Regions from separate parts of the Homo sapiens genome. Here region 2 is linked to region 1. The links are chromatin contacts, found by Hi-C or POLR2A ChIA-PET in ENCODE. All regions are on one chromosome and are shown on one strand. The core of a region is the stretch at or near the end of the contact, and the rest is flanking DNA. Distances in the headings are between cores, read along the strand shown. Region 1 has its middle 36 kb from the start of SMARCA2. Region 2 overlaps SMARCA2 (SWI/SNF related BAF chromatin remodeling complex subunit ATPase 2).

Region 1 (5,138 bases), core at 1,545-4,044:
ATGAAGTACATGGTCTGGGTTTAGCTGGGCCTCAGACATCCCCACATAGTTTGTTAATGCCTATCACCAATATTCACTGCTGGCAGGCCTGGAGTCTCAGATTACCCATGATTACTTTCAGTTCTTTTTTTCCCCTTCATCTTGTGTTTTTACTCCTCTGGACATGCATATGTGTTATTTAGTAGGTATTTTTTAAATAATGAGAATATATTTTCTACTGATTCAGTAGGGAGTTTTTGCTGTTTTTATTTTTAACCCTATTTTATTATTACAACATTGGTTGTTTATTTTACTAAACAGTCATCATCTGGTATTGGCTTCTTGGAATCATAGTAATCTAAGCAGAAATGCCCATCCCATTTGCTAGTGGGAACACTGTATTTTAAAATGAATGGTATACTTTTTAATCTGATTTACTCATGTTTCAGAATTAGAAGCTATAGATGCCACAGAACCCGCAAGTGTACAGTAAGAAAATAAGAATACACAGCCATGGGCAACTATATTTTCCCTTCAATGCATATGCGCTAATTCCATTAGCATTAATGAGTTCCCTGCACATGTACTTAAGAGAATGTGGACCAAGTCACAACGTAATCTATTTCTTTATCCAGGTTAAAGAAAGTGGCAGGGCGGCGGGACTTGCATTGTACTCCTGAGCTTTTCCTGAGAATTAGAATTATACAGGGCTGAGAGCATGCAAACAGTATGGTGGCAGTGACACCAGGGAAAAGGCACTTACTTTTTACAGCCAGTATGGCATACAGCAGAGATTTGGGGGTTGAATTACTATGGTTGGCAAATGTTGAAGCTGACAATAGAGGTCCACAGAGTCCTGGATATTCTGGCTTTGTGTTGCATCAAAATAAGGAAACAAAATATTTATGAACTTAATTCTGCCTCTCATTTTCCCGCCCTTGAAATGGCAATTCTCTGCATGATGATATGTATAGATGTGCAGTTCAGATGTGTTCCTAGCCAACACAGCATTGCCTAATGCGGTGCACCTGTGTTTTCTTGGTCACCCTGTTGTCACCAGGGTATGTTAAAGCACTCTCTCCAAAATAATTGAGTAGGAGGCAGGGCAGGGAGTGTCAGGGAAGGGGGCAGGATCTCTCCTCTCCCTTTATTTCTAATGTCTTCTCATTTGGAAAGCCTTGGAAAGTAGATGTAATTTCAAGTGACAATGTCAGGTTTATCCCAGTTCAGAGATGTTGATAAATCCTGGTATGGGACTGTGGTGACCCTGTGTGCCCTCATACGCTACCTGTCTCACAGGGATGTAGCTATATTTATAAAACACACATCTAATATTGCAGAACTGCTGAGGTCAGGGCATCTGAACCACACAGTATCAGGCATACAACCACACAAAACTTTGCATCACACAGAGGCCCCCTTTGTAAAGCTGCTAACCCAAGAACCTCTCTCCCAGATCAGTAAGGCCTCCAGTGTATTAATGACCCTTAACCTGAGCAAGCTCAGCACTCTGATGAGTCTGAGAAATGGACTTGTAGCATTGGGAGAAGCCACAGAAAGCTAAACAAAATGACTAGCAATGAAGGCAGACAACAAAACAAAGACACTGAATTTGTGCCCTTACCTTCATTTTCCCCCTGAAGATTTAAACTTCTGATGGTAAAAGCAATAATATTCTGACCTTAGAGGGCTGAGGTTCTGTGGCCAGTGGTTGTTTAAAGGATCATTCCTCAGCGGCACTGTATCACCAGCCCTAGCAGCGGCGGCGGTGGCGACAACAACCACAAAAACTGGAGTTCAGTCATATTGGCATCAGATTCTGGAAAGGGGAGGGCAGGGAGAGAGGGAGTCTATTGGCCTAAAAAGCTGAAACATCTGCTGGAGTTATTAACAGCTTTTTGGCTGAGTTCAGCAGCAGGGCACCTTGTGGTTGATAGATTCTTCTCTCAGCAATTCAAAACAATGCAGTTAAAGCAAATTCCTCATTTTCAGAGCCCAGCTTAATGAGGCATACAGTATTTTAAAAATAGTCACACTTAAAATGGTCAATAGCAGTGACTGCAATCAGTGGTTACCTTCAACACTCTATTGCGTTGTTAACTTTGCCAGGGTGATTGCATAACACGGATTTTTCAAAAGACCATGTAGCTCACTGTTTACTCACTTTGTAGGAATTTACATTATTTATGAAGTTTATGCAGATCATTCTAGGGTGTAAATATTGGCAAACTTGATCAAAACCACTTAGAGGCCTCATGGCTATCCTTTCCCAAAAGTGTGCATTAAGCCACTGTAGGCTCAGAGGTCCAATTCCTAGGAAAGTTTCCAAGGGGCCAAATTTTGAAGACAAAATGAAAGGAAACATATGAACAGCGTGAGCTGGAAAAAGCACAGAGTTGGAAGTCAGGGTCGAAGGTTCTAGCTCTAGTCCTGATACTAACTGGCTGTGTGAGTCCTTGTGGGAGTCACTCAATCTTTCTGCTTCAATTTCTTTCTGTATAAAATTATGGGGCCAATTAAAGGGAATGTCTCCAGATGTTTCCATCCAGCTCTGCCATCTTGGGAACTATGGAGTTCAAATCCAATTTTAAAGTATTCTCCTTATGATAGCCATGAATTGTAACCACACTGAAGACTGTTCACCAATATCTGACAGTGTGTGTGGTATTTGGGTAGGGGCATCAGAAAAACAAACTGCAAAGTTAAATAGCTCTGTCAGTCACTTCAAGTGAACGCACCATATGCTGCAACAGACGTGGGCAAAGTACAACCAGCCCCAGCTGGATTTGCTAGCCTGTTAGTTTATCTGGCCAGATGACAGTGTCCAGCCCCAAAAAGGGTCATGCGCAGCTTTGCATCCTACTGATCCAGCATGCTAACTTTGGCAGAAGGAAGAGGGTGGCAAGGGAGAGGGAAGGCAGACCAGTGGTGAGTCAACATCTGTGACAGAGCTGAAGCGAGCCTCACTCCTCTTTCATCACTTGCCTAGGACGTGGAAAGAGAGGAGAGAGAGTTTGCCAAGTTATTGTTTCCTCAGGCAAATAAATGATCTGATCCCCAGTTGCAGAGGAAAATCACAGAACGGTGCCCTCCTTTCTGCATTCTGGTCCAAGGATCTCTAAGGACAGAGAAAGAATTCTTCTCTATTAAACATTTTTTTCTGGTTAGTTCTAAGATACAGTTAAATCCTCATAGGGTCTTATGAATGTGATGGTGTTTCTAGTCTCTATCACCAGTTTCTACCATTAAAGCTAAGGGTGCATTGTCCAAGGTCAAATTGATTTGTCTGCTCCTCTACCTCAGTAAGAATCTCAGGTTTTGCTGAAACCTGCTGGGAGCATTGTACAAGTTAAATGAATAAAAACAAATCAAAGCCTTTCCACACTGCCTGAAGGGCTCATATGGTGTGGCCCTTGATTCCTGAATAAACTTAAAGGGAAATCATCACAATATCAAGAGCCCTTGTCCTGCAGATGAAGAAGGAGATTGTCCTCCACTTCCTTGCTGCAGAAGCCGCTTGGTTGGTACCTGGTTTGACTTTTAGATGAAACCCTGTATCTATAGAAGAAAGCCTCAGACCACTCAGCTGGGAGATGCTTCTGATGGCAGCTTGGGCCTTTGTTGTCACTGAAAACAGAACTGATGTCATGACTTGTCCTCCATGAATGCCAGCCAAGGTGTTGTTCTGAGGTTGCTGTTGCCAGCAGAGACTCATCCATTGCTGAGCAATTAAATCCTGAACCCTGTTTAACCAGATCCAAATAGCTTTCAAGAAGCCTCAGTTTTGGTGGCTATCAATCCCAGGGCTGATCACTGGCCTCTCACAGGGGCATCTTCTGTGGACCTGTGGTTCTGTGGCAAAGGTGGTGGTCTATGTGCCTGTCTTATATGGACACTGAAATCTTGTGTAAAGTAAGGGAGCTCCCAGTGTGTCTGCAATGGGAGGAATACTGACCCAGGAAGTTCTGCATGTGCAGAGTATATCTTCCACAAACTCCCAGGTGAAGCTGTACCTAGACTCTCCTTCAGCACAGATACAGATGAGATGGGAAAGTCCCAATTTCTCCTGAAAAGATAGTGACCTGGGTTTCAGAGGAAATGAACCGCCCAGCTCCCAAATCCATTGCTGCTGAACTTGGGATTGCAGATTGGTCTAAAGGCCCACATATCTCATGCAACCTGTTTAGCAGTCTCTTATTGAAGCCTGAGGGCTCAAGCTGCTGCTGAAGATTGTCTGCAGCTCCCACACCATGGGACACGGAGTGAATAGTCACAGCCACAGCCACAACCACACAATGACCTTAAACTGGCCTTTTATCAGTTCTTTTTTTTTTTTTTTTTTTTTTTTTGAGACGGAGTTTCACTATTGTTGCCCAGGCTGGAGTGCAATGGTGTGATCTTGGCTCACCGCAACCTCTGCCTCCCGGGTTCAAGCTATTCTCCTGCCTCAGCCTCCTGAGTAGCAGAGATTACACAGGTATATGCCACCACACCCAGCTAATTTTGTATTTTTAGTAGAGATGGGGTTTCTGCATGTTGGTCAGGCTAGTCTCGAACTGCCAACCTCAGGTGATCCGTCCGCCTCGGCCTCCCAAAGTGCTGGGATTACGGGCATGAGCCACCACGTCTGGCCTTATCAGTCCTTAAAGAGAATACTGAAATAGGTTGATTGGAAAAAATATCAATTTAGTGTTTTACACACACACACACACACATACACACACTTACTCCAACAGATCTGTGTCAAAAGGCAAGTGTAGACATGCCCCTTCATCTGTGTCACCTAGAGCATGGATGTTGATTTTCTAGAAATACATGCATTTTAAACACAACATCACCTGTCAAGTCAGGGCATGCATGAGACCCAACAGCAAATCTTTTTTTTTTTTGTATTGCTGAATAAAAAGCAATAGTATCTTATTTGAACTTTGCCATATTTGACAATTACCATATTAAAATATAATTCTAATTCTAATGCTTCAAATACATGTGTTTAGTAAAATTAAGAAGTAGAAATTAGGAAACCTGTGGGCTATCTTTATTTCAGCCAAGAGGCTAGTAGTTAATTTTGAGTGAGTTGCTCCACCTCTGTGTAATAATCTGCCTTTTTCCAAAGTAAAGTAAAACTCAGTATTGTTATCACTTACTGTTATAAGACA
Region 2 (5,138 bases), core at 2,235-4,734, 75 kb before region 1:
TCTACTTTCCTTTTCCAAGTTCCTGCTCCCAGAATTTTGCTCTAGGAAATCCACCTATGCCCACCCATTCAAAAACTTCCCATGGGATTATGAACATGACACCTGTTATGGACTGAATGTTTGTGTCCTCCCAAAATTTATATATTGAAATGCTAACTCCCAATGTAATGGTATTAGGAGGTGGGGTCTTCGGGAGGTGATAAGGTCATGAGGGTAGAGCCCTTACGAATGGGATTAGTGCCCTTATAAAGGAAGCCCGGAGAGCTTTCTTGGCCTGCTTCCACCACGTAAGAAAACAAGGAGAAGTTAACAGTTTGCAACCCAGAAGAAGACCCTCACCAGAGCCCAGCCATGCTAGTACCCTGATCTCAGGCTTCCAGCCTCCAGAACGGTGAAAAATAAACTTCTGTTGCTCATCAACCACCCAGTTTGTGCTATTTTTTTATAGCAGCCCAGACAAACTAAGACAATACTAAACCTCATTGTGCTGCTAAGCAATTGTATGACCTTGGGCAGTCATTTATACGTCCTGGCTTAAGCGTCTTTGTCTATAAAATGATGTGGTTGGATTATGTACATGTCAAGGAACCGTTCTGTTCTGTGATGTCCCCACCACCCACAAGGGTCCATTTTTCAGTCATTCTGACCCCATTTGATGAATTCATTGGACAGCTCTGCCAAAGTGAGGGTGAGCAAAGCCCAGGGTCTAAGAACCTGGTGTTTCTGACGGCGTTTCCTCTCCTGCTCAATCTTCTGCTGCTTCTCCAGCTTCTCGGTCATGCGAGCTTCTCTCAGAGTCTGGCGCTTGCTCCGTTTGTATGCTTTGGAGTTGAGAGCCGTCTCCAGGGTCGTGTCCCTGCGCATGCAGGCCACCACCTCCTGTCTCAGCTGTCAAGAAGAGAGCAGTTAGACAGCCTTCCCTAACAGAAGCTAGGTTCCTGAACTCTGGCCTTCTCGCGGTTGCATTTAATGGAATAGAGTGGGGCGGGGAATCTCCACAAGCTTCTCAATCACCTTTGGTTTGTATTAAATGAAGGAACTAAAATCATGCCAAATGTATGCAATATTTTCAAGAACGGTACAAGATTTTTCTCCCCAAATAATTCAAATCAAAAGCAATTATAGTACTGTAACAGTAAAAGAAAGAAAAGATGTTGTCTTGCCTTTTAAATAACTTCATTTTCTCTAATTATTCTAATGATACCAATTAGCTAAATAAGCTTTTTAAATTTTCCGCTTTGTTTTAAGTGTCATGTTAACATTCTCTTTGTGTTTAAAGATTAATTTTAATGATGCTCCAAAAAAAGAATAAAAGAATTACTTTCACGTGTGGTAGCAGCAGGTACTCAAACAACGTTAATTCATAGTCTCATACAAAGGATGGGAAATATGAGTTTTGGCTTCTTCCCACTCCAATAATGATCTTCTTTCCAAGAGATCTACATTTTATATTATATCATGAACTTATTTCAGATCACAAATGTAATACTTTTATCTGTATTGCATGTTATGTGGTGGTAGGGGGTAGGGACTGGAGAATACACATTAAATAATCATTCCACTGCATCTGAAATATCATTAGTTACAGTTAATTTAATTAGGAAGCTTCATAAATAACAGATTTTTAAAATAATATCAAACAAAAATCAGAAATCAATAAGAGTCCGTCATGGCAACGCTAATTTGAACATAAACATATTCCGGAAAATATACTTGGTTAATATTCATTTAGTAAGATTTTATCCAGCACTTTATTAATTCATCTTATGAGGTCACCAATAAGAAAGAAGTAAACAGAACTCAGAGAATTTTCCCTTTTCTTTTTAAAATTTAAGCTGAAATCTACTCTCACAAACCAAGAGCCAAGTAGCACCTACCCACCACTAATGTCCATCTGTGAGATTATAGCCGGTAAGGCAAATATACACCCAAATTCCTACCACAATAGCAACTGGAGTGGCCTGTGATTTTAGTCACATCCTCCAACAAACCAAGTCAATACTTCCAAACTACTTTGACTCATTAATTATTCATTTCGCATGTTCCAGACTTTAACAAAACAAACCCATCTGACTAACAATGAAACGTTCCTTATCCCCTTTGGGTTAGTGAGGCAATCTGCGGACTAGCAAACTTGAACCTTTTCAGTCCACAAGGCAAAACTCGCCAAAGTGAAAATTAGCTCTAACTCATTCCACTTGTCTCTTACTAATTTAGAAATCAGAAAATAGGTCATTATACTGGCTTTTAATAACTGCTGTAAACTACAAGAGCAGATAATTTACTGATTAGTCAATACATGAGCCTGATGTGATCAAACACTCCAAACTTAGACATCGGTGAATAAATAAGCTATAAGACATTGCTTTATGTATTTCTATAAATGATGAACCACTAATTCAGTAGCGTGGCTACCATATTTGTTAAAATTATTTTCACAGTCGTGGCAAGCACTTTACATCTGTGCTTACAAAGAAGCTCCAATCCACTACCTTCTGGTTTTTCCTTGGAGTCATAAAAGCAAACATGAGCTACCCCACTTGTTCCCAAGGTTTTTCATCCATGGTAACAAAACGCCATAACTCTGACTTTGTAACCCATAGTACAGGAGGAAAAACTCTTTCCCATATACAGAAGAGAAAACCAGAATAATAAGCAGTTCATCTTCATCATTTTTAGTTGTAAGCTGTTGGTCTAAAAGATTCACTATTTTACTATATTTATATCTTTATATCTTTGTAACAATATTGAATAGACTAAAGGCAACACAGATAACACTTTAGGAACAATTACATTTATTTCCTACATCTCAGATTCACTGGGGAAAATGTATTACCTGACGCTGGAAATTGAGTAACCGAAGTGCTTTTAGTTCCACGGTTGCTTTGGTTCTTAAATCTGGTGGCAAAGAGCCAGGCAGATTTTCCAGTTCTTGTATCCTATGAGCTATGCGGGCCTGAAGTCTAAAGGAAACAATAAAATGGGGAAAAGGGGGCAGGGGAAAAACACATTACAATTTAATCTTAAATGATAAACAATGACATTAGGTTTAAGTCCGGGGCAAAACATATTCCAGATACTGATAGTTGATCTCTAACACCCAACTAGAATTTTTGATGTTAAGCAGAGAAAAGCTACCTTTGCATTAATGCAGACAGGTATATGTTACTTAACAATGTGGCTTCCTCCATAACCTCTATCTAACACTAGGGAAAGAAGGTTCACCCTGCATCTAGTGGGGAAGTCAAATGTCCTTGCTCACTCTTAGCAGAGAGAGAATATAAGAGACAGAACCAATTGACAAGCTTTCTAACTCCCAGCCAGACAGAATGCAGAGCTGAGAGCACAGACTTTTTTCTTCCGAACTTCTAGTTCTGTCCTAAGGCAACCAGACCATTTGTCTTCTTTGCCAAGATGCTGATGACGACAGCCATTAAAGCGCAGTGAGCAAGAACAGTTTTAGGTGCTGATGCCACAGAAATCAGCCAACCCTAAACATTCAGAAAGCGCTCTGCCAGCCACAACCACTTCCTCTGTGAGCAGAGCTTGCTTGAGAAAAGAAAATACAAATGAGGCTGTTTTAAAAAAATCAGGGCCAGCAGTAAATAGTACTCAAAAACCAAGAGTTTCTAGAAAAGGATGTTGAGGATTCTCGTTTTACACACCATCAAAAATATAACTGCATGTACTTCTTCATAATAAAGGCAGAGTAGAAAATAAAAGACCTCTGACTTTAGCCATTCACTTGGGATACTATTACTGTTAGATATATAAACTGCTGGTTTTAGAGTTCACCTGAATCCTATTCTGACAAAATAATTATATGCCATTTAAGACTATTTTTAGAACTACATCCCCTAAATCTGAGGCAAACTGTACTGAACTAGATTTCAACAAAGAAAGAATAATAATAAGTAATAAGTTAAAGTAGGCTAATATTAACAGCACTAAGTGCCTTTAATGTACAATGTTATTTAATTGTCTCTCTCTTACACACACAGACACGCCTCTGTAAGGTAAAAGTTATAATGGTCCCATTTTGCTGATGAGGAAAACTGAAGACACCTGGAGATACCACAGAGCTAGTAAAGAAGGGGGCCAAGATTGGAACCTCAATTTGCCTGATACCAAAACCACTGCAATAAAATGATAGATAATTAAGATACACTTTCCGAGAACCTTCCTGGACCTCAACTATAAAAGCTGAAAATTAAGAATTCTGTTAAAAATTATGCACAGCCATAAAAAAGAACCAAATCATGTCCTTTGCAGCAACATGGATGCAGCTGGAGGCCATTATCCTAAGCAAATTAATGCCGGAACAGAAAACCAAATACCGCATGTTCTCACTTTTAAGTGGCAGCTAAACACTGGGTATTCATGGACATAAAGATGGCAACAATACACACTGGGGACTACTAGACGGGGGAGGGAGGGAGCGCAGGAAGGGATGAAAAACTTTTAGGTACTATGCTCATTAGCTGAATGATGGGATCAACTGCACCCCAAACCTCAGCATCATGCAACATACCCATGTTAAGAAACCTATTCATGAATCCCCTCAATCTAAAATAAAAGTCGAAATTGTCTTAAAAAATGAATATTACAGTTTTTTCCAAACATGATGATGTTGCCAGAGTACAGAGCTGGGAGGACAGACTTTTTTCTTTCTAACTTCTGGTTCTGTCCTAAGGCAACCAGACCATTTGTCTTCCTTGCCAAGATGCTGATGACGACAGCCATCATTTTCATTAACGTGAAAAAGTGAAACCTCCTGGACCTAAATGCTGTAGAAGATCTAATACTTCATATAGCCCAAATATCAAAATGAGTGATTTTTTAAAAAACCTACAGTTGCTTAGTTTGGAAGGGAAATAAAATGTCATCATTTTTAAAAATTTAAAAATGGTGGTAAGGAAAACTATTTTTCAGGGACTTCACTAAAAATAGTATCTAAGACTGATTCTTGTTTTATTTGCTATACGCACGTTATTCGTTCTAATTTATTAAATGATTTGTCATCATAATGTGTTAATATTATCACTGCTACCGTGCTGTCGTTATTGTTTTTTCTTTGTTTGTTTGAGATGGAGTCTCGCTCTGTCGGCCAGGCTGGAGTGCAGTGGCACTATCTCTGC

Evidence for each region. Hi-C counts contacts between places; a loop is a spot of excess contacts on that map. ChIA-PET counts read pairs that join two places held with the same protein, here RNA polymerase II (POLR2A). Pooled maps may share reads with other maps.
Region 2: a loop to region 1 is called in a pooled map, with 2.6 times the contacts of the local background. The contact joins two enhancer-like sites. A Hi-C loop is called at or near these places in 2 of 168 maps with a recorded cell type or tissue (A673 and heart right ventricle) and 8 of 50 pooled maps. POLR2A ChIA-PET finds 5 or more read pairs at or near these places in 3 of 52 experiments (AG04450, H1 and T-cell).

Annotation. Positions count from the first base shown.
Region 1 is chr9:1,976,852-1,981,989 of GRCh38, reverse strand. No RefSeq gene overlaps it. Among named protein-coding and RNA genes, the nearest start is that of SMARCA2, 36 kb to the left of the region's middle. Within about 2 kb of position 2,794, at least 4 of the 41 ENCODE cell types and tissues checked have a DNase peak (open chromatin) inside an H3K27ac peak, as active enhancers do.
Region 2 is chr9:2,052,422-2,057,559 of GRCh38, reverse strand. SMARCA2 (SWI/SNF related BAF chromatin remodeling complex subunit ATPase 2) reads right to left here. Exons shown (of 34, transcript NM_003070.5): 6 at 2,837-2,963; 7 at 715-888. Among named protein-coding and RNA genes, the nearest start is that of SMARCA2, 40 kb to the right of the region's middle. Within about 2 kb of position 3,484, at least 13 of the 41 ENCODE cell types and tissues checked have a DNase peak (open chromatin) inside an H3K27ac peak, as active enhancers do.